Regions from separate parts of the Mus musculus genome. Here region 1 is linked to region 2. Evidence: chromatin contacts called from ENCODE POLR2A ChIA-PET data. All regions are on one chromosome and are shown on one strand. Each heading gives the region's core, a stretch centred on a gene start or an enhancer-like site at or near the end of the contact. The rest is flanking DNA. Distances are from core to core; before and after follow the strand shown.

Region 1 (4,195 bases), core at 493-2,992, 160 kb after region 2:
TACGTTTTCATTATTCTCTTTCCAGCACTGAGGATCAGACTCGGAGCCCTTTACATGCTAGGCAAGTACTGTTACATTGAGCTGCTATCTGCCCAAATCCTGGTTTTTTGAGACAAGGTCTTACTTGGTAGCCCTGGCTGCTTTGTAACTCCTTTTCATATTGGCCAAAAATTCAAAAGATCCACCTACTCCCGCCTTCCTATCCCCTGCTGGGATTAATGGTGTACTCCACCACTCCACCATACAAGTCGTTTATTTATTTAAACATTTTATTAATTCTTTGTGAATTTCACATCATATGCCCCCACCCCACTCTTCTCCCCATTCCTTCATATCTGTCCTCTGCTCTTCCAATCTCCCCCAAACACCACAAAGAAAGAAAGAAGGAAAAGAAACAAAAAAGCCAAAACAAAAAAATGAACATGTTATTGTGGAAGCTATAAGTCTATTTTTTATTTTTAAAGAGATCAAGGCAAAGACAGGCGGCTTTCTGAGTTCGAGGCCAGCCTGGGCTACAGAGTCTGGCTTTGACCTGGTGATCATCCTGCCCCAGCTTCCAGAATGCTGATATTACAGCTGTAATCTACCACACCTAACATTCGGTTTTCACTTTCATTTCCTCTTCTGTTCTTTACCTTATCTCTCTGAAGTTTGGACACATTTAAAAATGTTTCAGATGAGGCAACTCTGGATTTTTTATTAGTTTGATAATCGCCCCAAGCTGGAAGGGTTGACTGGCTACCCTCTATCCACAGCTCCTGGGTCTGCTGGAGTCAGAGACAGGGGGAAGGGGATTGTCAGAGCATATTTTCTCCTCTGCAAATGGAAGCCATAGTATCTATTGTCACAAGATCATTATGAAGATTAGGTGGTTAAGTGTATGAAGCCTCCTCAGCTCGATGCCTAGAAGTAAGTTGGCAATGCTTGGTCCCTTCTCACTAAGCTTGTTCAGCTTTGGGGATTCTGACGGACATATCATGTGAGAGGTGTTTAGTTCTGGGATGTAGCAGGAAGTCGATGAACTCTGCAGAGACAATTGCCTCTCTGTAGCCTCTTAGCAGCTCTGGTCTGTGAGTCACAAGAAAATTTGTCATTACCTTGTAAATATTTAAGATTCAGCTGCTTCCCTTTATAAAACCCCACGTTTAGTGCCATACACTTTTTCTGCCTAGTAAATATCCACCTCAAGGACTGCAGTTGTGTGATTTGACCAGCTCTGAGTGAAGTAGGAGACTGGTCAAATAATAATCTCGAGGCTTGAGGGCGGGGGGGGGGGGTGTCATTAAAATAAACTAACAAAGCCTTCTAGTCTTCCATGAGTGTAAATTTAAATGAGAGGAAGCTAACACATTTAAAAAAAAAAAAGGAGGAAGGAGGGAAGCCGTTCTTGGTAGTTGTTTCTATGCCCACCTGAAACTAAAGAAATGGTTTTCGAACTATTTCTCAAGATTTCTCTGCTTTGTTAGTCCTGAGGTGATGCAAAACTGGACTGGATGCAAGGGTGAAGGGGTGGGGGGCTCCCTCCTGCTAGCTGCTCGACAGTGCTCAGAAGTCAGGAATGGTCGCGGAGGATTCAAGAAATGCGTGGGCTGTCGGACAGTGACAAGCCCGAGCCTGCACATCTACGGCCTCTCCCTGGGGCACAGCTAGGCAACCTGCCCCCTTTCCCGCCCGGGGGCCTCAGGCAAGGCGCCCGCAGCCAGGGAGCCTGACGTGAGAAGCGCGACGGTGCACGCGACCCTAAGCTCGCCGGCGTCCTCGCGCCGCTTCCCGGCGTCGGCGTGCTGGACCGCAGGACCCTCTCTCTCTCTTTCTCTCTCCCTGCAGGCCCGCTCCAGCCAGCGAGCCGCGGGTAGCTCCGACCCTTTCCCTCCCTCCCTCCCTTCCTCTCTCCCTCGGGGGCCCGCCCGCCCCCAGCTCGGGCGCCGATCGGAGCCCGCGCGCGCTCGCCCGCTCTCCCTCCTCAGCGCGGGTGTGTGCGCGCCGTCCTCCCACCTCCATCCCCTCCTCATTGTTTCCGGGCGACCGCCACGAGCCCCGGAACGAAGCCCCTCCCCCCACGCCCCCCGGTCTACCCCCTCCTCCGCCGAGGTTTGACGGGTGCTTGGGGGGGATCCCCAGAATTAAAGAAGAGGGAGCCCCTGAACCCAGCTCTGGGAGGCTCTGCTCCCCGCCTCCGAGGCTATCTCCTCCCATCCCAATCGGGATCCCAGGCTGGGGAGAGCCTCCGACTCCCCTCCCCCCTCGGCCGGGCGCCACTCTCCCTCAGCCCCCTCCCCTCAGCGGGTCCTCCTCTTTCTCTCGCTCCCTCCTCCTCCCCCTCCCCGTCCCTTCCCCCCCACAATGCAGTTCGCGGCGCGGCGGACATGGCGGTGGAGTCCTGAGCTCGTCGTGTCCTGGCCTCCATCGGCGGCGGCGACGGCGGCGGCGGCGACGGCGACGGGGGCGGCAGCGGCGGCGGGAGGCGGAGGGGGAGCCGGAGCCTCTGAGATGAGGAGGCGTCGCGCGCGCCTGTAGCTCGCGGGCTTCTCAGGTACGGGGCTGCGGGCCGCCGCGCTGCGCGGGCTGCCGAGGGGGTGTGCTCGGCCGCTGAGCCCGGGGGCCCCCAGCTTGTCCCCTTCAGGTGCGGCGCCTCGCAGGTGTCCGCGCCGCCGGAGCGCGTCTCCGCCGCCCCCTCGGGGCCTGGCACTTCCTCCTGGGCTGGAACTGGCTTCTGGTGTCCCAGGGGAAAGCCGAGGGAAGGAGGGAAGTCGAGAAGGCGGCCTGGGCGGCCTGAGGAGGGCTTTGGGGGGCCGACCTTAGGGAAAGCTGGGGCGCCCGTCCGGCCACCGAAACCTGTTGTAGACGGGGTAGGAGTATCTGAGTTAACGGGATTGGTCTAGCCTTCGCTTAGATCCAGTGCGTGTTTGTCTGTATTGTGTGCCTTTCTTTCACCCTGTGTATGTGTATGTATATATACACTTGTAAACACACACACACACAGCGTGTCCTCCCCGCCATCCCCCGGGCTTGTCCTTGTCGGGAGGGAGCAGAGGTAGGTTTGTGTGGATTTCGTTTCCTGCTCACCCGCCGTCTCTGTCCCCCGCCCCCCAGTCGAGAGGTGCTGGTACTGCGCGCTTTTGACGTGGGTAACTGTGAGATTCGTATTTGTAAACAGACAGCACTTCCCCAGTGTGTCGCACGCCTTCGCAAGTGGTTTCTGATCCTTTTGATATCAGGATTACAAAAGAATGAGGTGGTTAGACCTCAAAGAAGCAGCGGGATTTCTAGTCAGTACCTGAATGGGATTAATTACTGTTATCTTAACGTTGGTTAAACATTTTAAAAAAGAAGATTATCAAACTTTAAAGCAGACGAATCTTGTACCTTGCGTGAGATTTTAGTTTTAGTATACCATGTTTCTTCATTTCGATACAAAAGTAATTCCTTAAACATTTGACGTTCTGCGATCTTTTGTAATCTTAGTGTCCAGAAATGCAATTTGAATTGTGATTTGTTGGAATGAATTTAATAATTAGCTCGCGGAGGTCATATAACCTTTTATATCTATAGATGTATCCCCTCCCCCCTCCAGAGCGTACCTTGGAGCAGGAATGTGTTTGAAGCACTTGGTGAAACAACATACTCTGTTTTGAAAGGAATAAAATAAGATAATCCCAAGTGGATTTGATTATTTAGGGAAAATGCCATTCCCAAATGTTGAATTGTGGCAAGTTTTAAATGTCGACTGCGTGTGTATGCACTTAACATTTTCTTTACTCAGAGCCCATGTGTATCCCCTCAGAAATATGGTGTACACTTACATCCTACTACAGATTAGCCACAACTTGTAAAACTATGAAATATTGTTTGATTTGGCTTTTCTTAAGATAGCTCACGAGCATACAGTGTGCTTTATGGTGCCTTTATAAACAAATTATACGGAGGGCTTAAACACCATCAATGTTGGGAAGAGAAGTTTAAGCTGTTTCTCATTTTAAAAATATTATAAACAAAAGGAAGTTACCTTAACCTCTTAGATACTGTGCTCTTTTCTTTGCATAGTTTTATTTGGCTAGTGTAGAAAATGGTTAAAAAAAAAAAGTAAAGCTTCCTTAAAAGAGTCTAAAAGTGGAAGTGAAAGTGAGTGACATGTTCATGTTTTAAGTATGGTGAACATCTAACCATAGAAAGAAAGTCTTCGTTAGCTTTGGCC
Region 2 (4,068 bases), core at 987-3,486:
ATTAGCTAGCCAGCTGATGGTATTTTATTATAGCAACCTAAATGGACTAAGACAGTATCTTTCTCACCACACAAGCTATTACACCTCCTATTTCTTCCATCCTTCCAGGTAGTAAACATGTCATCCTTCACTACAAATCTTTTTCCCCCAGAGAACAGTTTCTCTGTGCAGCCCTGGCTCTTCTGGAACTCTATAGACTAGGCTGACCCCAGGGATCCATCTGTCTCTGCCTCCCCAGTGCTGGGCCTAGAGGAGCACCTGACTTTCACAGCCGATCTTAAATCTCTTCCCAGTCACACTTAAAGTGAAGTTTTCTTCTTCTTTCCCAAATGAGCCACATAAATTCTATTCATCTTTTAGGCCCAGCTCAAATCACGCCTTTGACTCCCCATCCTTTGAATAACTCATTCAGTCTCCGTGGAAAGGCCTGCATTTCCAAAAGTCTAACAGCCTGGTACCTTCTCCAGCAGGATGGCTCTCTAGTCTGAAAAGAATCATCACTACATCTTATTCTACTCCTTTTTGCACCAAAAGACGCTTCAACTCACCCTGAGTAGTCTGCAAGGTGCCTCAAATTTCAGTGGAAGACTGCACTTGACAGGTGGGGAAATGAGATCATAAATCAAACCATTCAAGAGTCTACCTGACCTGGGCACTGGGAACTCAGGGAATTAAGTAAGGCCCAGTTGTTTCCAGACTCTGACTCTCCTTGGGAAGGAACAGAACAGCACACAGTAACAGTGGAACAAGTGAGAGGCAGTCACTGGGAAAAGACAATGGAGGATCAGCAGAGTCAGGGAGCGAGGGAGTGTTTCCCGGTTAAACACCAGACGGTAGGTTACCTTCCTAAAAGTCAGATGGAGGGAAATACAACCTAGGAACTTATGATTATCAACAAGTCTTTTTGACTAGAATGTATTATTTCCTCCCAGAGATCAACATTTATTTTGTATAGGATAGAACAATGCTTTCAATATATACACAGCAAAACGCGGATAACACTTAAAAATGGGACTGTAGTCACAGCCATTTTGAAGCAGAGGAAAATTTGCAAAGAAAGGGTTTCTCCAAGAAAGGACAGAAAGGACAGGACAAATACAACCTTTCGGAGGAAGGTATTCGAAAGACTGTCACAATCTGACTGCCAGGCTGATATTCAGACCTCAAATGCCCTTGGTCTCTGCCTCCTAACAAAAACAAATCATGTGCTCTGAGCAACAACTGTCAAGCCTGCAAATTACAAAAGATTTTTAATTTCCCTAACGGTAACTCCACATGAAAACACATTCAAAATAAAAATGTAACAACCCTTTTTGGCTATTTCTGTCAAAAGGCCTGATAATCACATAAGGCTACAGGATGTACTCTGTAACACACCCCACTCAGGTTTTTGCAATGACACTAAGTAGTAAAGCTTCCAGACTATTCTTCCATACCGCCAATCTCCCCTCACTTCCCCACTCCAAAACAGAACGGAGAAAGAAAGGTTACTAATCTGTATGTACCCGCCCAACAGCTCCCGGGTAGCAATTGCCTTCCAATTGCTCCTGCTTAGCCCTCTGAAACCTGCACAAGGAAATGGGGACAGATGTGTGAGCCGGCGACGGAGGACATCCGACAAGGGGCAGAGGAAATGCGGATGGTCGAGGACCAAGGGGAAGAGGGGGCGCCGGAGATAAAATGGTGAAGAGGGTCGAGGAGGGAAAGGAAGCAAAGTGTGGGAAGGAAAAGTGGGGGGTGGGGGTGACTAACGACCATAGAGGAGAAAGGTTAAAATGGTTGAGGAGAAAGGGGAGGGTTAAAGACAGGGAAGGGGGGACGAGGAGAATGCGAAGGAGGCTGTCACCGGGGGACAAAAGGGTGTCACCGGAAAGAAGGGGGATTAAGGGATGTCTCCCAAAGAGGTTTGCTCCTACTGGTGGATGGGGAACGCGAGCCGGAGGAGACAGAGGGAGGGTGCAGGAAGAAGGGTGAGACGGCTGCCCGGCGTCCTCGGGCCACCCTGCGGGGGGTGGGGGGCAGGCCGCGCTAGCTCACCATGGCTGCGTGGGCCTGGTCCTCCGGCATGCAGCCTCGGTCCTGCGTGCGGTGGCAGGCGGAGCCCGAGCCCGCCGCTAAGATCAGCCGGCTCGGGGGCTCCAGGAGGCTCGGGTCAGGCAGCGGCTCCGGGCTGGGCCCAGGCCTCGGCCTCGCTCTTCTGAACTACAGCAGCCGCTGCCGCAACCTGACCGAAACACAGACTCCGCCTCGCTCGCCGCGCCTGCTGCGCCCCGCCCCCCCGCACGAGGTCCCGCCCCTCTCCCTGAGCCTACCGCGCCCTGCCCCTTAGAAGTCCCGCCCCTCTCTCCCTTGCATGTCTCGCCCCGCCCCAAAGTGGTCCCGCCCCCTGAAGACCCCGCCCCGTCCCGGCGTAGACTCCATTCTCAAACGCCAGCCCTTAAAGGGGCCAACGCCCTCTGACGAGGCTGTAGTCTTTCCGTTTGGAAGAGCTTTAAATCTTACCTCCAGAAGACTGCAGCGCTTACCCTCATTCTTCAAAACTTAACTTCTGATTCATAGTCATTAATTTTTTTTTTTAGTCATTAATTTTTGTTGTCAACGTTCTTAGTGATTTTAGCATTCTGTTACATGATGTTGTTTTGCTGTTGTTTTCGTTTTGTTTTGTGAGAAAGAGTCCCTCCACATAGCATATGTTAGGCAAGTATTCTGCCTGCTACTGCGTCACATCCTCGGGCCCCACAATCTCAATTTTGACTATGGAGCTTTCCCTCTTTAACCTGCTTTTCTTTTTTCTTTTTAAAGATTTATTTATTATTATATCCAAGTACACTGTAGCTGTCTTCAGACAGCACAGAATAGGGCATCAGATCTCATTACAGATGGTTGTGAGCCACCATGTGGTTGCTGGGATTTGAACTCAGGAAGAGGGGTCAGTGCTCTTAACCGATGAGCCATCTCTTGGCTGCCTTCTTTTGATCTTATGTAAATGGTGTTTAGCTATGCTATATTTTTCCACCCTCTAGGTAGCTACTTCAAGTCCCTCTTCTCAGGCCTCCGATATTTCCTTCTTCATGCTCATTTAACTAATCATTTTTGCCTTCAAATCACTGACAAAGTAAATGGACAAAACAGAACATCTATATAAGTTTCCATCACTGACAGTGACTTCCAGACTACCTATAACTCCACTTGTATACTTTTTCCTTTCTGTAGCCCAGGCTAGCCTTCACTATGTAGTCCAGGTATGCTTCAACTCTCCATTTCTCTGCTGTGGTGGTTTGAATAGGTATGGCCCCCATAGACTCCTGTGTTTGAATGCCTGGCCCATGGTGGTTGGTGATACTAGGAAGAGTAGCCTTGTTAGAGGAAGTGTGTCACTGTTTCTCCAGAGCGCACACTTCTGGAGACCTAACCCCCTAGCCTCTTGCCACTGGACCATCTTCCATTTTAATCACTATCAAGTATACAGGTCAGGCAGGATTAAGTACTGGTGAAGCCATCGCCAAACAGGCACTCCAGAAGGCTGCCACTTGATTGTTTCCATCGTGTTTGTGGTAGTGGGAATTAACTACAAGGCTTTGCACATGCTGTGCAAGTGTTCTCCTCTTGGGCAACATCCTCAGTTGTTCAGACTCTGCCGCTCTTGCAAAACTGAATGTCTATCCCTATATTCTTTCTCACTGTCCCTTGGCAAGTACTGTGCTACCTTTTGTTGGAGGTTGCAGCAGTGCTGGGTATTAAGTTGATGACCTCACACACGCTATGCAAGCTCTCTACTACTGAGACACACCCAAAGCTAGCATAGTCCTGATTTTTAATCTCTGTGGATTTGATTACTCTAGTGATGGTTGTTTGGTGGGAGGCTGTGTATTGTGATGCTAAATTCTGTACTAATTCTCTCATTTACCAGCGTTTGTTGTGCAAACCTTGTTCCTTAACTTAAAGCTATTGGTTAAGTAAAAATGGTACAACCAATTACTGGAGGGATTAGAGGTAGGCAAGTTTTGAGTTACCTGGCTGATTGATGTTTGCAGAGAGAGAGAGAGAGAGAGAGAGAGAGAGAGAGAG

What was found. ChIA-PET counts read pairs that join two places held with the same protein, here RNA polymerase II (POLR2A).
Region 1: POLR2A ChIA-PET joins it to region 2 with 10 read pairs in Patski. The contact joins the promoter of Tut4 here to the promoter of Zyg11b in region 2. POLR2A ChIA-PET finds 5 or more read pairs at or near these places in 2 of 5 experiments (Patski and embryonic stem cell).

Annotation. Positions count from the first base shown.
Region 1 is chr4:108,457,668-108,461,862 of GRCm38, forward strand. It overlaps Tut4 (terminal uridylyl transferase 4), which reads left to right and starts at 1,743. Exons shown (of 31, transcript NM_175472.4): 1 at 1,743-1,972; 2 at 2,350-2,533.
Region 2 is chr4:108,298,854-108,302,921 of GRCm38, forward strand. It overlaps Zyg11b (zyg-ll family member B, cell cycle regulator), which reads right to left and starts at 2,237. Exons shown (of 14, transcript NM_001033634.3): 1 at 2,038-2,237. The coding sequence starts at 2,067.